Linked DNA regions of Homo sapiens: regions 2, 3 and 4 are each linked to region 1. A link is an interaction called in ENCODE POLR2A ChIA-PET data of the cell type or tissue named here. Cell type or tissue: PC-9. All regions are shown on one strand. Region 1 has its middle 14 kb from the start of KBTBD2. Region 2 overlaps NT5C3A (5'-nucleotidase, cytosolic IIIA). Region 3 has its middle 52 kb from the start of NT5C3A. Region 4 overlaps FKBP9 (FKBP prolyl isomerase 9).

The links. ChIA-PET counts read pairs that join two places held together with the same protein. Peaks named below come from ENCODE experiments on the same cell type or tissue, not always from the same donor. Only the 100,000 strongest peaks of a DNase experiment are listed, where the experiment ranks them.
Region 2: POLR2A ChIA-PET joins it to region 1 with 16 read pairs; 11 of 35 experiments call an interaction of 5 or more read pairs at or near these places.
Region 3: POLR2A ChIA-PET joins it to region 1 with 10 read pairs; 4 of 35 experiments call an interaction of 5 or more read pairs at or near these places.
Region 4: POLR2A ChIA-PET joins it to region 1 with 26 read pairs; 3 of 35 experiments call an interaction of 5 or more read pairs at or near these places.

What each region holds. Positions count from the first base shown.
Region 1 is chr7:32,903,520-32,908,519 of GRCh38, reverse strand. No RefSeq gene overlaps it. Among named protein-coding and RNA genes, the nearest start is that of KBTBD2, 14 kb to the right of the region's middle. RefSeq lists enhancers at 1,968-2,467, 2,468-2,969. In PC-9, no CTCF peak of the experiment used is centred here; DNase peaks (open chromatin) are centred at 2,689 and 3,019; H3K4me3 peaks cover 1,768 bases; H3K27ac peaks cover 1,424 bases.
Region 2 is chr7:33,038,349-33,043,348 of GRCh38, reverse strand. The region is part of intron 1 of NT5C3A (5'-nucleotidase, cytosolic IIIA); the gene reads left to right. Among named protein-coding and RNA genes, the nearest start is that of NT5C3A, 22 kb to the left of the region's middle. RefSeq lists a silencer at 2,322-2,421. In PC-9, no CTCF peak of the experiment used is centred here; a DNase peak (open chromatin) is centred at 2,348; H3K4me3 peaks cover 417 bases; H3K27ac peaks cover 780 bases.
Region 3 is chr7:33,008,655-33,013,654 of GRCh38, reverse strand. No RefSeq gene overlaps it. Among named protein-coding and RNA genes, the nearest start is that of NT5C3A, 52 kb to the left of the region's middle. In PC-9, no CTCF peak of the experiment used is centred here; no DNase peak of the experiment used is centred here.
Region 4 is chr7:32,998,249-33,003,248 of GRCh38, reverse strand. FKBP9 (FKBP prolyl isomerase 9) reads right to left here. Exons shown (of 10, transcript NM_007270.5): 8 at 2,989-3,134; 9 at 410-573. It also overlaps the pseudogene RNU6-388P. Among named protein-coding and RNA genes, the nearest start is that of FKBP9, 43 kb to the right of the region's middle. RefSeq lists an enhancer at 4,031-4,616. In PC-9, no CTCF peak of the experiment used is centred here; no DNase peak of the experiment used is centred here.

The DNA of each region.
Region 1 (5,000 bases):
CTTGAACCCGGGAGGTGGAGGTTGCAGTGAGCTGAGATCACACCACTGCACTCCAGCTTGGGTGAAAGAGTGAGACTTCGTCTCAAAAACAAACAAACTTCTAGTTGAAAAGGTTTTATATATCCCATTATTTAACTTGTTCACTGGTGTACCAGAGCTTTGTTAGTTGAAATGAAGAAAGATCTTCCTAACATGACATTGGCATTAGTAAAGTCTTCCTTCAGGTGGAACTCAGCAATTTGTTTCCTAGGAAATAACGGAAATCAAAACATTTTCTGAAATATCTCATGTAATAGATGCAAGATAAGTTATACAGAGAATTACTATCAATGTATCTTTAGTTTCCATTTTATAATGAAGCTAAAGGCCTTATCTTGACATTTTGCCTGAATTTAGTTAGTCTTTATGATCACTGCAGGGCAGAAACGGCCTCTGAGTCAAGGGACTGCTGTTTAACAGCCCAGCACAAGGGCTTGGAGGGTGGCAGGGATACTCAACACCAAGACTCTTTCGTGCCACTTGCTCTCTGACTGGATGAGCTAAGCTTCCAGTACTCACCTCTAAACTGGGACATTGTAATAGTGAAGTCACTGGGATAATTTACAAAATCCCATGTAATCCATGATAAGCAAGCTGGACACTTGCACAGGTGTGCCAATAGAAAAGGGCTAATTGAGGCCCAGGCATGTTCAACATGGAGGCTCCATCTTCCCTTTTCTTTGTCACCATGTGTGCAGTAAAGGAACAGGCAACATGGTGCCAGCCAGGTAGAAAATCCATCTGCATAATAAAAGATTAGGGTGGGGCAGCCAGCTTCTTTGTGTGCTATGCAAATAACACACCTGGTCAGATCAATCTTTCATGCCCTATGTAAATCAGACACCACCTCCTCAAGCTCATCTATAGAACCTTCTGCATTTCAGCCGGGCACGGTGGCTCACACCTGTAATCCCAACACTCTGGGAGGCCGAGGCGGGTGTATCACGAGGTCAGGAGTTGGAAACCGGCCTGGTCAACATGATGAAACCCCGTCTCTACTGAAAATACAAAAAATAGCTGGGCGTGGTGGCAGGCACCTGTAATCCCAGCTACTGGGGAGGCTGAGGCAGGAGAATCATTTGAATCCGGGAGGCAGAGGTTGCAGTGAGCTGAGATTGCACCATTGCACTCCAGCCTGAGCAACAGGGCAAGACTCCATCTCAAAAAACAAACAAACAAAAACACCTTCTGCATTTCATTGCAGAAGTAGCAACCCATTTTCTCCGGGACCCCTCTCTGTGCAGAGAGCTTTTTCTTTCGCCTGTTAAACTTCCAGTTTTTTTTTTTTTTTTTTGAGACGGAGTTTCGCTCTTGTTTCCCAGTCTAGAGAGCGATGGCACGATCTCGGCTCACCACAACCTCCACCTCACAGGTTCAAGTGATTCTCCTGCCTCAGCCTCCCCAGTAGCTGGGATTACAGGCATGTGCCACCAGTCCAGCTAATTTTTTTGTAATTTTAGTAGAAACAGGGTTTCTCCATGTTCATCAGGCTGGTCTCAAACTCTCGACCTGAGGTGATCCGCCGGCTTTGGCCTCCCAAAGTGCTGGGATTACAGGCGTGAGCCACCACTCCTGGCCTGTAAAACATTTTTTTAATGTAGATGTTCAACCAGGTAAAGCAATATATCCAATAGGTGTACTAAAGGAAACTTGTTCGGAGTGAGCAATCAGAACCAGAGCTTCAGGACATAAAAATCTCAATTTTAATAGAATTTCATGTTCAGCAATAGAACTGCATTATATGAGTGGCTTTCATATTAGTTTTCAAAGTTTCACATGAAAGATCCACCCATACATGGTGGAACTTTTAACAGTAACCTAAGGTCTAAGAATTATTCTACATCTCTGTACTGTCTTGGGGAACATTTGCTTTCACCCTTTTCGTGTGTATCAACATCAGATCCAAGATTCTTTTTTTTTTTTTTTTTGAGACAGAGTCTCGCTGTGTCACTCAGGCTGGAGTGCAGTGGTGTAACCGCAGCCCCGACCTCCCTGGGCTCAAGTGATCCTCCCACCTCAGCCTCCTGAGTAGCTGGGACCACAGGCATGCACCACCACACCCAGCTAACTTTTGTGTTTTTTTGTAGAGATAAGGTTTCACCATGTTGCCCAGGCTGGTCTTCAACTCGTGGGCTCAAGTCATCTGCCCAGCTCAGCCTCCCAATTACAGGCATGAGGCACAACATCCAGCCCAAAATCAGATCCAAGATTCTTTTTTTTTTTTTTTTTTTTTTTTGAGACGGAGTCTCCTTCTGTCGCCCAGGCTGGAGTGCAGTGGCGCGATCTCGGCTCACTGCAACCTCCATCTCCCGGGTTCACACCATTCTCCTGCCTCAGCCTCTGGAGTAGCTGGGACTGCAGGCGCCCGCCACCACGCCCGGGTAATATATATCCCAGCACTTTGGGAGGCCGAGGCGGGTGGATCACGAGGTCAGGAGATCGAGACCATCCTGGCTAACACGGTGAAACCCCGTCTCCGCTAAGAATACAAAAAATTCTTCGGGTGGGGTGGCGGGCGCCTGTAGTACCAGCTACTCCGGAGGCTGAGGCAGGAGAATGGCGTGAGCCCGGGAGGCGGAGCTTGCAGCGCGTCAAGATCGCGCCACTGCACTCCAGCCTAGGCGACAGAGCGAGACTCCGCCTCAAAAAAAAAAAAAAAAAAAAAAAAAAAAAAATTACCATCTCGCAGATAGAATGAACCTATCTGATACGAATGCCAGTTTTTCTATTTCAGAAAAGGGGATGCAAAAGTTTACCTCTACCCTGAGGGTTTTTAGCTGAGCCTGATAAATTGCCATAAATAAAAAAAGAGAAAAGCATACAAATTTATATGTTTTAAATGACACGGTGAGGTAGGAGGTGGGATTCCAAAGGCGAGGCTCAAAGAGGGGACCAGATTGAGGAAACTACTTTCCATAAGTCACGCCCACTAATGTGCCATGTGAGTTTACCATTGCCATGGCAACACCCAGAAGTTGCCACCCCTTTCCTGGTAACGACCCTACGACCGGGGTTGTTTTCCTAGAAACGTCTGCATTACTTTTCCTAGAAACTTGCGCATAATTCACCCCTTAATTTGCATATAATTACAAGCAGATGTGAACATGACTACAGACCTGCCTTTGAGCTGCTACTCTGGGCACACAGCCTGCTGGATAGCCCCACTCCACAAGGAGCAGTGCTTCTGCGGCTGTGCACCGCCGCTTCAATAAATGTTGCTGTCTAACACCGCCAGCTCACTTTTGAATTCTTTGCTGGGTGAAGCCAAGAAACTTCCTGGGTTAAGCCCCAATTTTGGGGCTCACCTGCCCTGAATCATTTAGAGCCCTCATAAGGAAATGAGCACCCAGAGAAGTGGCGAAATCTAAATGCTTTTATATTAAGTTGAATAACGAGAGGCAGTTGTAGAAAAGTGACTAAATTATGTGTGGATGCTACAATATATATATACATACATATATATACACATACATATATATACACATACATATATACATACATATATACACATACATATATACATACATATATACACATACATATATACATACATATATACACATATATACATACATATATACACATATATATACACACACATATATATACATATACACACACACACACACACACACACACACACACACACACATATATATATATATATATATATATTTGTTTTTTTTTTTTTTTTTTTCCGAGATGGAGTCTTGCTCTGTCACCCAGGCTGGAGTGCAGTGGCGCGATCTTGGCTCACTGCAACCTCCGACTCCCAGGTTGAAGCAATTCTCCTGCCTCAGCTTCTCGAGTAGCTGGGGTTACAGGCACCTGCCAAAACAATAATTATTTTAACAAGGTCATTTCCACTGAATTCTCTCAGCTATGATGTCCCATTGAAGAATGTTTCTTTTCTCCTCGTACAAGGAGGGCATCTTTCATGTGGGAGTTCTTATTTCCTGTTTTCGGGAAGAAAAGAGATCAGGGTGCCCTTCTTGCATCTGCTGTTTTTCAAGTAGCTCAAAATAATCCTTATACTAAAGTGGCATATTTTGGTGTGGCATATTCTGCCTCTCTTCACAGTAAATAACTTTTTTTTTTTTTCGAGATTAAGTCTCGCTCTGTTACCCAGGCTGGAGTGCAGTGGCACAATCACAACTCACTGCAGCCTTGACCTCCTGGGCTCCATGATCCTCCCACACCAGCCTCCCGAGTAGCTGGGACTGCAGGCACACAACACTATGCCTGGCTAATTTTTTGTGTCTTTTGTAGAGATGGTGCTTCACCATGTTGCCCAGGCTGGTCTCAAACTCAGGCAGTCCACCTGCCTTGGCCTCCCAAAGTGCTGAGATTACAGGTGTCAGCCACCTCACCCAGCCAATAACTTCCTTTGAAAAATAATTTTTTCCCCTTCCCAACCCCTCCCCTGAAAAATACTTTTCAGTGGCAATCACATCTTTGAATTATGAATGTATTACAATAAATGAAGTAAACTGTTGGTTGAGGACAGTTGTATTTATAGATCAGAAGTGCTGGCCGGATGTGGTGGTTCATACCTGTAATCCTAGCACTTTGGGAGGCCGAGGTGGGTGGATTGCCTTTACTCAGGAGTTTGAGACCAGCCTGGGCAACATGGTAAGAACCCCCTCCATCTCTACTAAAAATACAAAAAATTAGCCGGGCATGGTGGCGTGTGCCTGTGGTCCCAGCTTGGAAGGCTGAGGCAGGAGAAATCTCTTGAACTTGGGAGGCATAGGCTGCAGTGAGCTGAGATCACTGGCACTGCACTCCAGCCTGGGCGATGGAGTGAGACTCTGTCAAAAAAAAAAAAAAGTGCTGGGAAAGATTCTTGATATTCTCTTCATTTACTTGAGAAATAACTCACAGTTTCAGATTTTTATTTCTCTAGTTTTCACTGAATTTATATATCATTTTTTCATATTATTGTGACTACTTTTCTGTCA
Region 2 (5,000 bases), 130 kb before region 1:
CCTTAATGTCATTACAAATACTGTCTTATGTATTCTATTTTAAACTTTCCTATACTTGTATAAAGATTTTTCCTTCTCAAATTGGACTCTTGCTGTAGATATTATAACTTTTTTCAATCAGTAGTAGACCATATGTCTGTAAATACTCAGCTCATGGAGCAGTACTGTGCAGTGATCTGAAACATGGATTCTGAAGTTAGAGAGAACTGAGTTAGAATCCATTTCTGCCGCTTATCAAGTATAAGGCTTAATTTGCCCACCAGTAAATTGAAAATAATACTAGCACATACCTTCTAGGGTTGTTTATAAGTATTATATGAGACAAGGAATGTCAAGTGCTTAGAGGCATCTGGCACATAGTAAACACAATACATTTTAGCTATTCATAATAATCATTTTTAAGAGCAGTATAATTTTATATTTTCTGTATGTATCACAGCTTATTCACCTCTTCTGTATTAGTGAACATTTGAATATTGGCCATTTAGGTTGTTTCAAGTTTCCCAGAATTATAAAACAAATTTGCAGTATACGTCCTGGCAGCTAAAGTTTTGTGTACTGCCTAATTTCTTTAGGAAAAATTTCTAGACACAAAATTGATGTGTCAAAGGGAATGTATATTTCTAATGCTTTTAATAGTATTTCTAAATTGCACTCCAAAAAGATTGTAGAACTATCATTTCAATATTCTTGGTTGTTGAAAGTGATCTGTGAATCATCTTTCAAAGTGATGTATTTTAAATTCTTACCATTGTCAACTCTAATAATATTAAAGTACATTTAAGTCATCATTTTCATACATAATACAGAAATATTTTAGAAATGGAGCCCTTTGTGGCCCTTGAGTCTTCATTACTGATTAGAGATAATAGGCTGTCCTCTTAGAGGAGTGTTTCATTATGAATTTTATTATTTTATTTAAATAAGATAGCAGTGTCAAAGGTTTCACGTTTGGTAGATACAAATTTGGATAGTTTTGTTTTTTGTTTTTTTGGGGTTTTTTTGTTTTTTGTTTTTTTTGAGACAGTTTTGCTCTTGTTGCCTGGGCTGGAGTGCAGTGGCGCAATCTCAGCTCACTGCAACCTCCGCCTCCTGGGTTCAAGTGATTCTCCTACCCTGAGTAGCTGGGATTACAGGTGCCTGCCACCAGGCCCGGCTAATTTTTTGTATTTTTGGTAGAGATGGGGTTTCATCATGTTAGCCAGGTTGGTCTCGAACTCCTGACCTCAGGTGATCCACCCGCCTAGGCTTCCCAAAGTGCAGGGATTACAGGCATGAGCCACCACACCCAGCCTGGATAGTTTTTTAACACCATTTTTAACAGCAATTTAAAATTTTTTTCATGTTGTTTTTAATAGAGAACGATACTTCACAAAATTTGATTACTGAAATATTACTAGACTAGATTTCTCTGAGGACAGTAGAGAGAAAGCCGATAATAAAAATTTATTTACATAAGTGTAGTGTAGCCATGTTCCCTAATGATAAAGGTTCCCACAGCCCATGGCATAACTTATCTATCAGGTCCTGACACATGGTATTAGCATATTGCCACCCTACTACTCAGGTTAAAAGCAAGACTAGTTCTCTTTTAAAAAAAAAAATTTTTTTTTCTTCATGACAGTTGGACTGCTCTTATTTTTAACAGGCAGGAACTTTTTCCCCCCATTTTTAAAAACAGAAATTAATTTTTATTTTCAGATTTTATGGCTGGTCTTATTAAAAGTATAAGAAAATATAAAAATTACTTTAAATCCCACTGCCCTTTGATAAAGACTATTAACAGTTTTTTGACCACATTTGCATATATCATGTCTTTTTGTTTATGGACTTTAAGTGAGCTAATCTTTTTTTTAATAGTGGTAAAATATACATAATATAAATCGTACCATTTAAACCATTTTTAAGCATTTCATTTGGTGGCATTAAGTACATCTACACTACCGTGCAACCATAACCACTGTCCACTCCAGAACTCTTTTCATCTTCTAAAACTGAAACTCTATCCATTGAGCAATAATTCCCCATCCTCCTCCTCCAGCCCTGGCAACAGCAACCTAATCTTTTTAACTTTGTATTAAAATAGAATATACAGAAAAGTTCACATATCAGAAGTACACTGACAAACCACTGACAAACCAGGTGGAAAGGAATGTTTTTAAGTGTTAGTGTAGAGGTTCCTCTTTTCTTTCCAGAGCCAGTTGCCAGTTCTAATAGTACAGATTTACCTTCTCTTTAATCGTCACATAACTTCAATTGATAATGTTATGTAGATTGACTTGTGACTAGCTCAGAGCTAGCGAGGCTGTAACCAAGAGCATATATAAAGTACTGTGCAGCAGTGCGTCACAAGGTTTTTGCATAGGGCTTAGTCAAGGCTTTTGGAACCGCCCTCAGTTGCACCTTGTGCTATATTAGTACTTCTCAGACAGGAAGAATTTTCTTTTGCTGGTGTAGCTCGTCCGGTTACCTTCAGGGTAAGTGTGTACGGTTCATGTAAATGAGTTTCTCTTGTCTAACTTTATGTGATTCTTATTTGATTCTATAACTTACTGAAATTTTGGGCATTTTGAAATACAAACTTAGGAAATAAAATAATGTTCCAGTATAATGCAAAACTTCTTTATAATTTGTGAAGAAATGAATGTGCAAAACTTTGAAGAGTCTTAGGTCTCAGAAATTACATTTTATATGTTCTAATTTTAAGAGCTTCTTGTTTCACCTGTAGATGTTGAGAAAAAGCAAAGTACCTTCAGAAGTCTCTTTCCAGGTTGAGGGGAAACACTCTAAGATTCAATTTGGTTGTTCATTCAGTTGGCTATGTGACTCAGTTTTACTGACAGCCACAAGCTTTGTGTTACTAGGATTAGGAACAGTTATTATGGGTAGTAATAAAGATTATCAATTTTTATTTTGTGCATGTGAGCTTTACCCAGGATTTTATAGAATGGGATTATCACTGGTATGTTTTATGAATTGATAAAAGCTAGATTACTGATTTATAACAAATTATATATTGAAAATTAAGATTCAAAAATTTATATTACAGTAAAAGCCTAGAATATTATGGCTAAGTTATATTTAAATAATTGAATTATCTATATTTTATAGGTTTTTTTTTCCTTTAAATCAGAGAAGTTAGATCATGCTGCAGATCATTTCTTAAAGCAGTTTGCTTAGTTTTTATTGGCAGCCTGCATCCAAGCCCGGCATCTCTGGGTAGTGCTTGTCACCTATGCTGTTGTCCTAGGACAAATTCAAGGACAGAAGAACTCAGGGTGTCTTAAGGGTTGTCAGTATAAATTACTTAGTTTCCATGTGCTGTATGTGGTTTACTTATCTTGAAAAAATGCTATTAGATATTAGAGGTAGTGAATGTGGGAAGGATAGAGGAATAAATTCTAAACATTGAAATTGTTTATTTGCATAAATATCCACAAAATTCTGACTCAGTAGCTGCTTTACCATTTGGGAAAATTGGTTAAAATTGCCCATTTTTAAATAACTAGCTTTTGAAATCTGTTTTTTCCTCTTTCCTCCTATATCTCTTCTACCCCTCCCACTCTTTGCTATTTAGTTTCATTTTTGTTTTATGCCTGTATTGAGAAAGTTTCACTTTGCAGCGTGTGTGTTTCTTTTTCCCCACCGCTGAGTTGAAAATCTAATTAGGAAGAATTATTTAAATGCCCCACCAAATTATTACAGCCATACAGAAAAGATGAAGTTACAGTTTGATTTTGCATGTGCTAATCACCCGAAGACAGTAACATTAAAAAAAAAAAAAAACAAAAAACCCAAGCTTAAGAAAGTCAAATAGTACAGGTTACTGAAAAAGTATAGGAAAAATTGATGTTTGGTACTGTTGCGGATACTGTGTCCATATTATGGTAATATATGCCTTTTCTTATGTGAGTAATACACAGTTTAGCATTCACAATTTTATTACCTTATCAATGTAGTTTACATGTTTCTGCGAGTATCACAATTAAAGCAGTCACAGTTTTTAAAGCTATATTCATGAATTTAATCTTTTTCACTTTCCTGTAAGACAGAGTCAAGTAGACCTTTAAAAGTAATCAGTTTGCATTCAGGTACTTTAAGACTTGCTTTAAATCAGGTAATTTTTTTTCATGTAGACATACCAATCAATTTTCATTAATTGACTTGTAAACTATCATCAGAATGAAATACTGTGATAACTAAAGTTTTCAGTTATCAAGTTTGTGTTAAGTGAAGTTCTTACCTCTTGCTTCAGTCTTTAGACTTGTCCTACATATTCCTTGTAAAGAACTCTGCTATAGTAGAGACCTTAATCTCATACAAAAAGCACACAAAGTAATTATTTTCCAGTTTCCACATTTTCCAGTTCACATTTAAAGACTCTGAAGACTTAAAATGTTAAAACTTCCTTTGAAGAGAGTTCGTAGATCAAGGGCAGTATTTTCTATTTTTGAACACGTCTTCTACACTTGATGTGTTTTTTCCAGCAACTCTTCTCTTGAAGCATCTGCAACAGATGACCATTGGCAAAGTAAGCCAGAACTTTATATACCAGGTATAGGTTTACAAGCCTATTGGTTTAAAAATACTCTGCCCTAATTTTCAGTGTCTTCCTTAGAATAGTGCCAGAATGCTGACATTTTACACCTGAGTCTTTACACTTTTTAAATGATAAGACCTTAGAGTAATTTTTGTATAAGGACTGCAGTATCACTTTATGTGAGATTATCTTTGAACAAAGATAAATTCTGGTCAGATTGCTAGTGAGGACTGGCAAGAATGAAAGATCTTTAGTTGAAATTTGCATAGTATTCATGAATTGTTGGTATACTTACCAAAAAAAAAAAAAAGGTCCTAAAGTTGGCCATCAAATTTCTTATCACTCTTTGTTTTTATTTGATGAGACCATGAGAAAGATGATCATTCTTTTACCAACTTATACTGACTTTTTTCCCCTTTAAACTCAAAATGTATGTTCCAAAAAGAGCCATACTTCAGAG
Region 3 (5,000 bases), 110 kb before region 1:
TAATTCCAGATCCTATGAACACCTAATTGGTTTGCTTATATAAGCACCTGAGCTATGATACACACAAAGCATGATCTGATTCATTCTGGCCATCCAGTGTGAGCAGCAGTCTCTAGTTCAGTCAGATGTGGCTGGAAGGCAAGGTCACATGTTAGGAAACCTTTTTGTCCTGGGAATGCCCATCCTTATCCTCCCCCACCACTCCTTTTCATCATCATAAGCAATGAAGCAGGCCAGGCACGGAGGCTCACACCTGTAATCCCAGCACTTTGGGAGGCCAAGGCGAGTGGATCGCTTGAGCCTAGATGTTTGAGATCAGCCTGGGCAACATAGGGAGACCCCAGTCTCTACAAAAAATTAGCCAGGCATGGTGATGCACCTGTAGTCCCAGCTACACAGGAGGCTGAGGTGGGAGAATCACCTGAGCCTGGGGAGGTTGAGGCTGCAGTGAGCTGTGATTGCACCACTGCACTCCAGGCTGGTCAACAGAGCAAGAACTTATCTCAAAAAAGCATAAAAATAATGAGGCCAGGTGCAGTGGCTCACATCTGTAATCCCAGCATTCTGGGAGGCCAAGGCGGAGTTCAAGACCAGCCTGGGCAACATGGCAGGACTCAGTCTCTACTAAAAATACAAAAAATTAGCCAGGCATGATGGTGCGCACCTGTGGTTCCAGGTACTCAGGAGGCTAAGGTAGGAGGATTGCTAGAGCCCGGGGGGCCAATGCTTGCAGTGAGCTGAGATCATGCCCCTGTACTCCAGCCTGGGTGACAGAGCAAGACCTCATCTCAATAAATAAACAATGAAACAAAAATGCAATGGCAAAAGGCAGACTAGACCCTGCCTAAGTGTTTCTAAAATCAAACTGAAAATAACTTCTTGCATTAAAGCAGATAGCATGGCATGGGAGTATCAGAATTACCTGCAGGACTTTTGCACATAGAAAAAACAGTTGGGAATCTGATTCAATGATAGCTCTTTACCCCTGTATTGCAATCAGAGCTTATATTGGCTGTTTCCCAAAGGTGTTTATAATATGCTTCCATGAGTAAGTATATTGCATGCTGTAAATCTAAAGAACACTGAAGTCATGATCTACATTCTGGTCATGGCTCAGCCCCTTACTAAGAGTACAGGTTCAGTCACCTCCCTATATAATGAATGCCATAAGAACATGCACTCTCTAAGGCCTCTTCTAACCAATTCCATAAATTGAGTCTCATGCTTCTTCCATGATATGTTTATCAACCTATCACATCTCACTGCCACCTGATGCTACTGAAATTTAAAATATTGGTATTTGAGTTCAGTTTTCAGACCAGTTTAGTATAGCCATTAAGAGTGTGACCAGGACAAATTATTGAGCCTGTGTCCCAGTTTGCTCATCTATTAAGTGAAGATGGTGATATAGCTTCTAGATTCATAAGTAGATATGCTCATCTTTTATGTATGCATTTGAAATTTATGTATGCATTTAAAACAGTCCAAGTATTCAATGTTAGGTAGAATCCGTCCACAAATGTATAAGCTGTTATATCCCCCAGTACAGTGTTTTGTTGAATCAATGAAATGGAATGATCTTTTGCAGCCCCAGCAAATACTGGTAGTGTATGGTAACTACCATATTCTCCAAAGAGCCTAGCGTTAGCCAGTGGTTTTATTCAACTTTAAATTTTACTTTATGAAATAAAGTAATTTTGAGGGCTAGAGCTAACAATTTTGACAAAACTGGAAAAAAATGAAAACAACCATCAGTAATACTAGCTCATTCTGGAGTGATTTCACGAGAAGTCTACCTTCCATGGTCTATTTAATAGTCACCCAAATTTTGGTAGATGACCGAAGGTCTGTTTAACCGGCCTTCAGGTTCAGTTTTCTCTTTGATATACCCTAGGGAGAATCAGCAAGGAAAAGATCAATGTAATCTTGAATAACTTATCCTGAAACTTCTCCAGAGTTACCCAGAGAGTCAACAGTCATGCTGCTTTTTGTACTTAGTCTGGTGTTTCAGTACCAGTTTAACACATAAAAAGTGATCAAGGTGCAAGGGACACAGCTTTGAAATAGTCAGACCTGGATCTGAATCTGTGATTCTGTCATCTGCAATAAGTTTCTAACTTCTCCAAGCCTTAGTTTTTTATCTGTAAAGGGGAGTATTAACTAGAGATGAGGATTAAATGAAAAGTCACTTACTCAACAAGTCTCTATGTTGTGCTGAGTTCTAGGGAAACAGTAGTTAAATCAGGGCTGGATGCGGTGGCTCATGCCTGTAAAATCCCAGCACTTTGGGAGGCCGAGGCGGGCAGATCACGTGAGGTCGGGGGTTCGAGACCAGCCTGACCAACATGGAGAAACCCCATCTCTACTAAAAATACAAAAATTAGCTGGGCATGGTGGTGTGCGCCTGTAATCCCAGCTACTTGGGAGACTGAGGCAGGAGAATCGCTTGCACCTGGGAGGTGGAGGTTGCAGTGAGCTGAGATTGTGCCATTGCACTCCAGCCTGGGCAACAAGAGTGAAACTGTCCCCTCTGCCCCAAAAAAAAAAAAAAAAAAAAAAAAAATCAGTCATGCTTCCTGCCCTCGTGTAGCTTCCATTCCTAGTGGGTCAAACAGGAGGAAAGAGTAGCAATTATGAATATGGTAAATGCTCTGAAGAAAACACAAATGACCTACTTTATTTATTTATTTATTTTTTATTTTTTTGAGATGGAGTCTCACTCTGTTGCCCAGGCTGGAGTGCAATGGCGTGATCTTGGCTCACTGCAAGCTCCGCCTCCTGGGTTCACGCCATTCTCCTGCCTCAGCCTCCCGAGTAGCTGGGACTACAGGCGCCCGCCACCACGCCCGGCTAATTTTTTGTATTTTTAGTAGAGACGGGGTGTTAGCCAGGATGGTCTCGATCTTCTGACCTCGTGATCTGCCCACCTCGGCCTCCCAAAGTGCTGGGATTACAGGCGTGAGCCACCACACCCAGCCAACAGAGATCTATTTTAGATATGGTAGTCAGAGGAAGCTCTTCTCAGGTGATATTTAAGCCAAAGTCTGAAGGATAAGGACCTAGCCATGTGAGGAGTTGAGGTAGAAACATTCCTAGGAGAGGGAACAGGGTGTGGAAGGTCCCAAGTGAGAAAGTTTTAGGCCATTTGAAGAACTGAGAACTGGTTTAACAGTATTATGAACAAAGGGAAGAATGGCATCAGGCGTTGAACGGGAAGTAGGTGGGTGCCAGATCATGGAGGGCTTTATAAATCATAAGAACTTTGGTTTTTCTCTCCTTGCAAAGGAGGGGCAGGATCACTGCTGCCACGTGGGGCAGGGACTAGCGAGGGCAGATAAACCCAAGCACACCAGTTTGGGGGCTATTACAGCAGTTCCAGCTAGAAATAATGGTTGGTTTTTGGGGCTGGGGCTGTGGAACTGGAGAGAAGTGGGTCATTTCCAGGAGTAGCTTAGAGACAGAATTGACAAAACTTGCTGTTGGCTTAAATATGTAAAGATGAGATGAGAGAGCAGGGGGTCGCTGATGTCTGCTTTGGACACATGGGTGCCAGGGAAGATGGAGAGGAATAGGCTTGGTGGTGTTGGCAAGGGAGTGGGAACAGACATGCTGTTTTGGACATACAAAGTTTGACATGCCTGTGAGACGTACAAGAGAAGATACCAAATAGACAGACTAGAGCTCAAAGGAGAAATCTGAGCAGGAACTATAAATGTGGGTGTTGTCTGCATTTAAATGAGATTTAAATATGGCCAGTGTAAGCTGGAAGAAATTGCCTGACCAATCAGAATTTCCAACATTAAGCATGGAAACCACACACAAACTATTAATAAGCATAAATATTTTATATTTGCATCTAGCAACAAATAATCAGGAATATTATTTTGTTTTTGAGATGCGGGGTCTCCCTCTGCCCAGGCTAGAGTGCAGCAGCACTATTGGGGCTTACTGCAGCCTCAACCTCCCAGGCTCAAGTGACCCACCTCAGCCTCCCGAGCAGACCACAGGTGTGCACCACCACGCCTGGCTACTTTTTGAAACTTTTTGTAGAGATAAGCTGTGTTGCCCAGGATTGTCTCAAACTCCTGGGCTCAAGCGATCCTCCCACCTTGGCCTCCCAAAGTGCTGGGATTACAGGCATGAGCTACTACACCCAGCCCAGCATTCTTATTAAGTAAAAACTCCAGATCCCTGAGAGAGTGAAGGGAAAAAGTCTTCAAAAAAAGCAACTTTGTCCCTGGAAACCTGAGATAGTAAAGTAACAGATGGGGGCAGGGTCCACTGTTTATGTATAGTCTTGCAGTTAAACCTATTTCCCTGCCAGAATGAATTTTTTTCCTATCTTTTAAGTATTTGGACAAAATTATAAAGTCATAAATAATCAGAGATCAAAACTCACTGGTTTTAACAAAATGGTGCATACTGCTTACATGTGCAGGCGGCCTAGTTGTGTCAAACATACTCAGATGTCATGTTCATGTTCTATTAGACTCTCATCCCACAGTAGGTATCAATGACCCAGTTCATATGTAGGGTCAAAATCTGTATAGATCCTGAGTTAGGTAGTCACAATATAGTACCTATCAATAAATGTTCCTGTCAGAAGGTCCAGAGGCTGGCCAGGCACAGTGACTCACCTGTAATCCCAAAACTTTGGGAGACAGAGGTGGGAGGATCACTTGAGGCCAAGAGTTCAAGAGACTACCCTGGGCAACATAGTGAGATCCCATCTCGGCAAAAAACATTAAAAATATCTGGGCTTGGTGGCACCTGCCTGTGGTCCCAGCTACTCAGGAGGCTGAGATGGGAGGATTGCTTAAGCCCAGGAGGTCAAGGCTGCAGTGAGCTGTGATCGCACAATTGTACTCCGGCCTGGGTGACAAACCTTGTCTCAAAAAAAGAAAAAAAAAGTGCTGTCTCAGGTGAGAACTGATTTAGAAAACAAAAACAAAAATTGCTGTGTGGCATCTCTACCCTGTACTTGGCCCCTTATTTAGTAT
Region 4 (5,000 bases), 95 kb before region 1:
TGGTCCTGGCTCAAACAACTGAGTAGATGTGTGACCTTGGACAAGTCATTTACCTTCTCTGTGCAGTTTCTTCTAAAAAACAGCTGCTGTGAGGGCCAAATCAGAGAATACACTCAGCACATACAGGCAGGCATTGAGCACCCAGTAACGAGAACTAAATGCAGACTGTATGCCCTGGAATCATGCCCTACACCTCTTAGGGAATCGGTTTCTTCAGAGAGGAATGGTGAGCTTCCATCGAGAGGGTGTGTGTAAAAGCGCTTGGCACACAAGTGTGCTGGTCATCTCACAAGCCCTCCAGCCAGCTGGCCTCACCCTTAGAAGTCCTTACCTTCAGAACCGGCCCCACGGCCTTACCAGGCTCCCTGAGCTCTTCGGTCCCACCTTCCTACAGAGGCCAGTTAGTTACCTCTTCCAGGAGGACTTCTCCGTTGCCATCCTTGTCAATTTCTTCAAAGAGGTTGGGTGACACCTCACCATTCCATATGAACATGTACCCCTCAGGAAGGCCAGCCACCAGCTCCAGCAGCTCAATGTCAAACACTAATACGGCACTGCCGGGCACTTCTCCATCTGTCCAGGTGACAGGAGCGGGAGGCGGTGTCAGCCGGCAGGCAGCAGTCAAGCCCAACAACCAGCACCCACCCCAACCTCCAGCAGCCTCACTCAGAGTGGGACTTCTGACCAAAGCAAGAAAGCGGAGCAGAGGCTAGTCACTTTCTCACTGTAGGCAGTGGCCCGTTAATGACTCACGAAATCAGTTTAGAGGGTGGTGACCAGCGTTTAGTTATTTTTTAAATTAAGGAATAGAATAGAGGCCAGGCATGGTGGCTCACGCCTATAATTCCAGCACTTTGGGAGGCCGACTCGGGCGGATCACTTGAGATTAGGAGTTCAAGACCAGCCTGGCCAACATGGTGAAACTCCATCTCTACAAAAAATACAAAAATTAGCTGGTGTGGTGGTGGGCACCTGTAGTCCCAGCTACTCGGGAAGCTGAGGCATGAGAATTGCTTGAACCAGGGAGGCAAACATTGCAGTGAGCCGAGATCGCGCCATTGCACTTCAGCCTGGGTGACCGAGTGAGACTCCATCTCAAAAAAAAAAAAGGAACAGAATACTTTGTACCTCTAGAAAAGATAGGTATTGTGTCATGAAACTTGAGTTTAAATTTTATATATAAAACTAAAAGTAATGCTCACTTTAGCAACACATACTAAAATTGGAACCATACTGAGAAGAATAGCATGACCTCCGTGCAAACAGGACAAGCAAATTTGTGATGTGTTGATTAAAAAGAAATAAATAAATGTGTATATGTGTAACTTGTATGTTTATGTGGAATACAGATTGGGAAATAAAATGTATTTCTTACTGTGTGTCTTGTGGAAAAAAGTTTGAAAGCTGCTTGTAGAGACTACAATACAATGGTAAAACTTTTAAGTAAATCTAACAGCAGAACTTTTAGAATCTGAACAATATGCCTGAAGATGATGATCCAAGATTTGACTGTAAGCACAAATTCAAGAATAGTGTATACAGTATAGGTCCAAAGAAGTTATCTAAGTATGGAATATATAAAGGTAATGTGTATTATTCCAAATTATTATATTTTATCTAGATTATATGTTATATATAATATGCTATGTATTATAATTATTAATAATATATCACAGAAAAAGTCTTAAAGAATATACAACAATTTTTTTTTTTCTGAGATGGAGTCTTGCCCTGTCGCCAGGCTGCAGTACAGTGGCACGATCTCGGCTCACTGCAAGCTCCACCTCCTGGGTTCACACGATTCTCCTGCCTCAGCCTCCCAAGTAGCTGGGATTATAGGTGCCCGCCACCATGCCCAGCTAATTTTTTGTAGAGACGGGGTTTCACCCTGTTAACCAGGATGGTCTCCATCTCCTGACCTCGTGATCTGCCCACCTCGGCATCCCAAAGTGCTGGGATTACAGGCATGAGCCACCGCACCCGGCCAGAATATACAACAATTTTTAAAGCGTTTCTTCTGGGATTGGTAGGAAGAACAATGTACTTTACAATTCTTTTACGGGGAAAAAATATCAATCCACAGTGCCTATCATTGTTACCAGTTAGCTCTTCCTATCTCCTCCATGTCCAGATATCAGCAGTGTGAAAACACTGAAAAGAAGGGGTTCCTGGGGCCAGGCACAGTGGCTCACACTGATAATCCCAGTGCTTTGGGAGGCCTAAGCAGGAGCATCGCTTGAGCCCAGGAGTTAAGACCAGCATGGGAAAGATAGCGAGACTCTGTCTCTAAAAAATAAAAAATTAGCCAGGCGAGGTGGTGCATGCCTGTAGTCCCAGCTACTCGGGAGACTGAGGTGGGCAGATTGCTTGAGCCCAGGAGTTCAAGGCTGCAGTTAGCCATGATGGTGCCACTGCACTCCAGCCTGGGTGACAGAGTGAGACCCTGTCGCTGAAAAAAAAAAAGTTATTGAATCCCCACGTGGAGGACACATTGTGGCTGAAATGATGGAGTAAAACATAACCACTGTGAGGATGAGGTAAAGCCAGTATTTCAAGAACTTGCAACTAATCTCTCCCAAAGGAAACTGTCTTGGACAGCCTACAGGCTCAGAAGTGAAAAGCAACGGCCTACAGCATTCCACCTGTCCCAGGAAACAGTTCCAGAAGGACGTGCTCAGTCTGACCCCAGAGAAACCTCCCGGACAGCTCCCCTGGGGACACCTCCCACACATGGGTCTGAAGATCCAAGATTTATTTCACTCAAACTGGTTCTTTCTCAAGAGGGTAATGGAGCATTGACGTGGCTCACTGAATTCACAGGGGTCTCCAAACAAAAATACTAAATAATTTTTTAAAAATAGAAACCACACACTCTTTGGGTATTACATGTAAGAAGCATGCTGTGATTCTAACTATGGCACCCCAAAAAGCACAAAATTCAGATAGTAAGCGGGCCCCCAACACCCTTGAATAGCGTTGCTTACTCACCCACGCCAGCTTCCCCATAGCCCAGGTGAGGCGGAATGATCACTGTCCGTTTCTCGCCAACGCACATCTCTCTGAGACCCATGTCCATCCCCAACACAACTTGCCCAGATCCCAGAACAATATTGTAAGTTTTGCCTAAATTCCACCTAAAATGAAACAGAAGAGCCTCATGTTAGGTCACCAACCCATTGGCACTGAGAGTGTTCCCATGAGAAGAACACATCACTTCTAGGATATTTCTACCAAAGAAATGCAAATCCCTATCTAATCATGAGGAAACATCAGACAAAAACAAATTGGGGCACATGCTGAAAAATGTCTGGCTGTCATCTTCAAAACTGTCAAGGCCATGAAAATCCAGGCAAGACTGTGGAAGTTCCAGAGTGGAGAAGCATAGTGGAATGGGGTCCTTTTTGCTTGAGCCCAGGAGGTGGAGGCTGCAGTGAGCCAGGATCGTGCCCCTGCACTCCAGCCTGTGAGACAGAGTGAGACTCTGTCTCAAAAACAAAAACAAGACAAAAAACCCTGGCTTTTGGATTCAGCAAGACCTGAGATGGATTCCTGGTTCTGCCACTTAATTTAACCCTGAGAAATGTAATCTCTGTTACTTTATCTATGAAACGGAGACAACAAATATAGCTATCTCACAGGGACGTTTTAAATCGCAAATAACATGTTATGCTTGGCACAGTGGAGGGGAAGTACAAAGGGCTCAATAAATGTTTGGCCTTGAGGTGTAAAGTGTTTATGTCTGTAGCAGTCTAAGACTAAAAAAAAAAAAAAAAGACCACCAAGAGTTTAATTATCCTTGATGGCCATGGGCCTCAGGAAGCCAGTTAAAAAAAAGTTTGCTCTATCACTTCGGTCACTACTAAAAATAAATCTACGCCAAAATCTATGCCATTCCTATCACTTCCTAAAGGCAAACAGTGTTGATGTTCTTTACTCCAAGGAGAAAAGCCCCCTGACCCCCCTTGATGCCCATGAGCACTGGGGACAACATGGACGGGTGCCCCTTTGGGTCATATCCTCTTCTCAGGCTTCCCGACCTCCCCTGGACCCAGGGCAGCCACTTCTTTCCCTCCTCCAGCTGATTACCAGCAAACCAAGACAGGGTTTGTGTTTTCCCACCTGGGAGGAACCCCAAACAAAGCCAACTCAGGGATGGCTTTGGGGAGGGAGCCAACTCTCACTGCCTGCCTTTCTCTGGGGCTACTCCAGTTGCAAAGTCTTATGACAGAATATTCCAGAACTCAGTCATCCAGGAACGCATGTTTCTTCTTCCTCCTTGAGGCCAGTTTAAACACGCAAGCGTAAGAAAATTCTCCAAGCAAACAATTTGTTGTCATGTGTCATCTCTGAACACACCACTCATTCTTTTTCCTCGGGTCCTGTGATTTTCTTTCTTTCTCTCTTGGGCAGTGTTTCTCTCAAACACGGTCCTCACTCCCCCTGCATGCTTCCTGGCCCCATCCACCGCCGGCCTGCAGCTTCCTGCCTGCTTCACCCTCCCCGGCTCACTCCCACTCCTCTCCTCCCTTCTAGGCAGCAGCTGCTGCCTTAGTCCTGATGAATGGGGCCCAGCCCACACGGGGCTCTAGCTGGGACCAGATAGGCAGGTGCTGGCCAAGCTTTCCATTAGCCCAGTATTCTGAAGCTCACACCAGGAAGACACCAGCAGGGACGCCAGCCGCTACTCTTCTGCTGCAGATTTACATGTAATACAGAGGCTCTCAGAGTACAAAATGCACTTCCTGATAAGGAGCTCTGGCTCATGTGGCTCCTGAGTGCTCTGCCAGGATGTTATGAGTCCTTCAAACACAAGCAGGAGGCAGGGAGACTGACTCTCCCCGCCCCACGTGAGAAGCAGATCCTGGAGCCTCCGAGAAGGAATTCCTTTGTTCATTCCCCACACCCACTTCCCCTTTCCTCAGCCTCAGGATCAGCGGACAGGAATATGAACATCAGCAGGAGCAGTGACAGCAGCCACGGACCTTACAGACCCTTCTAAC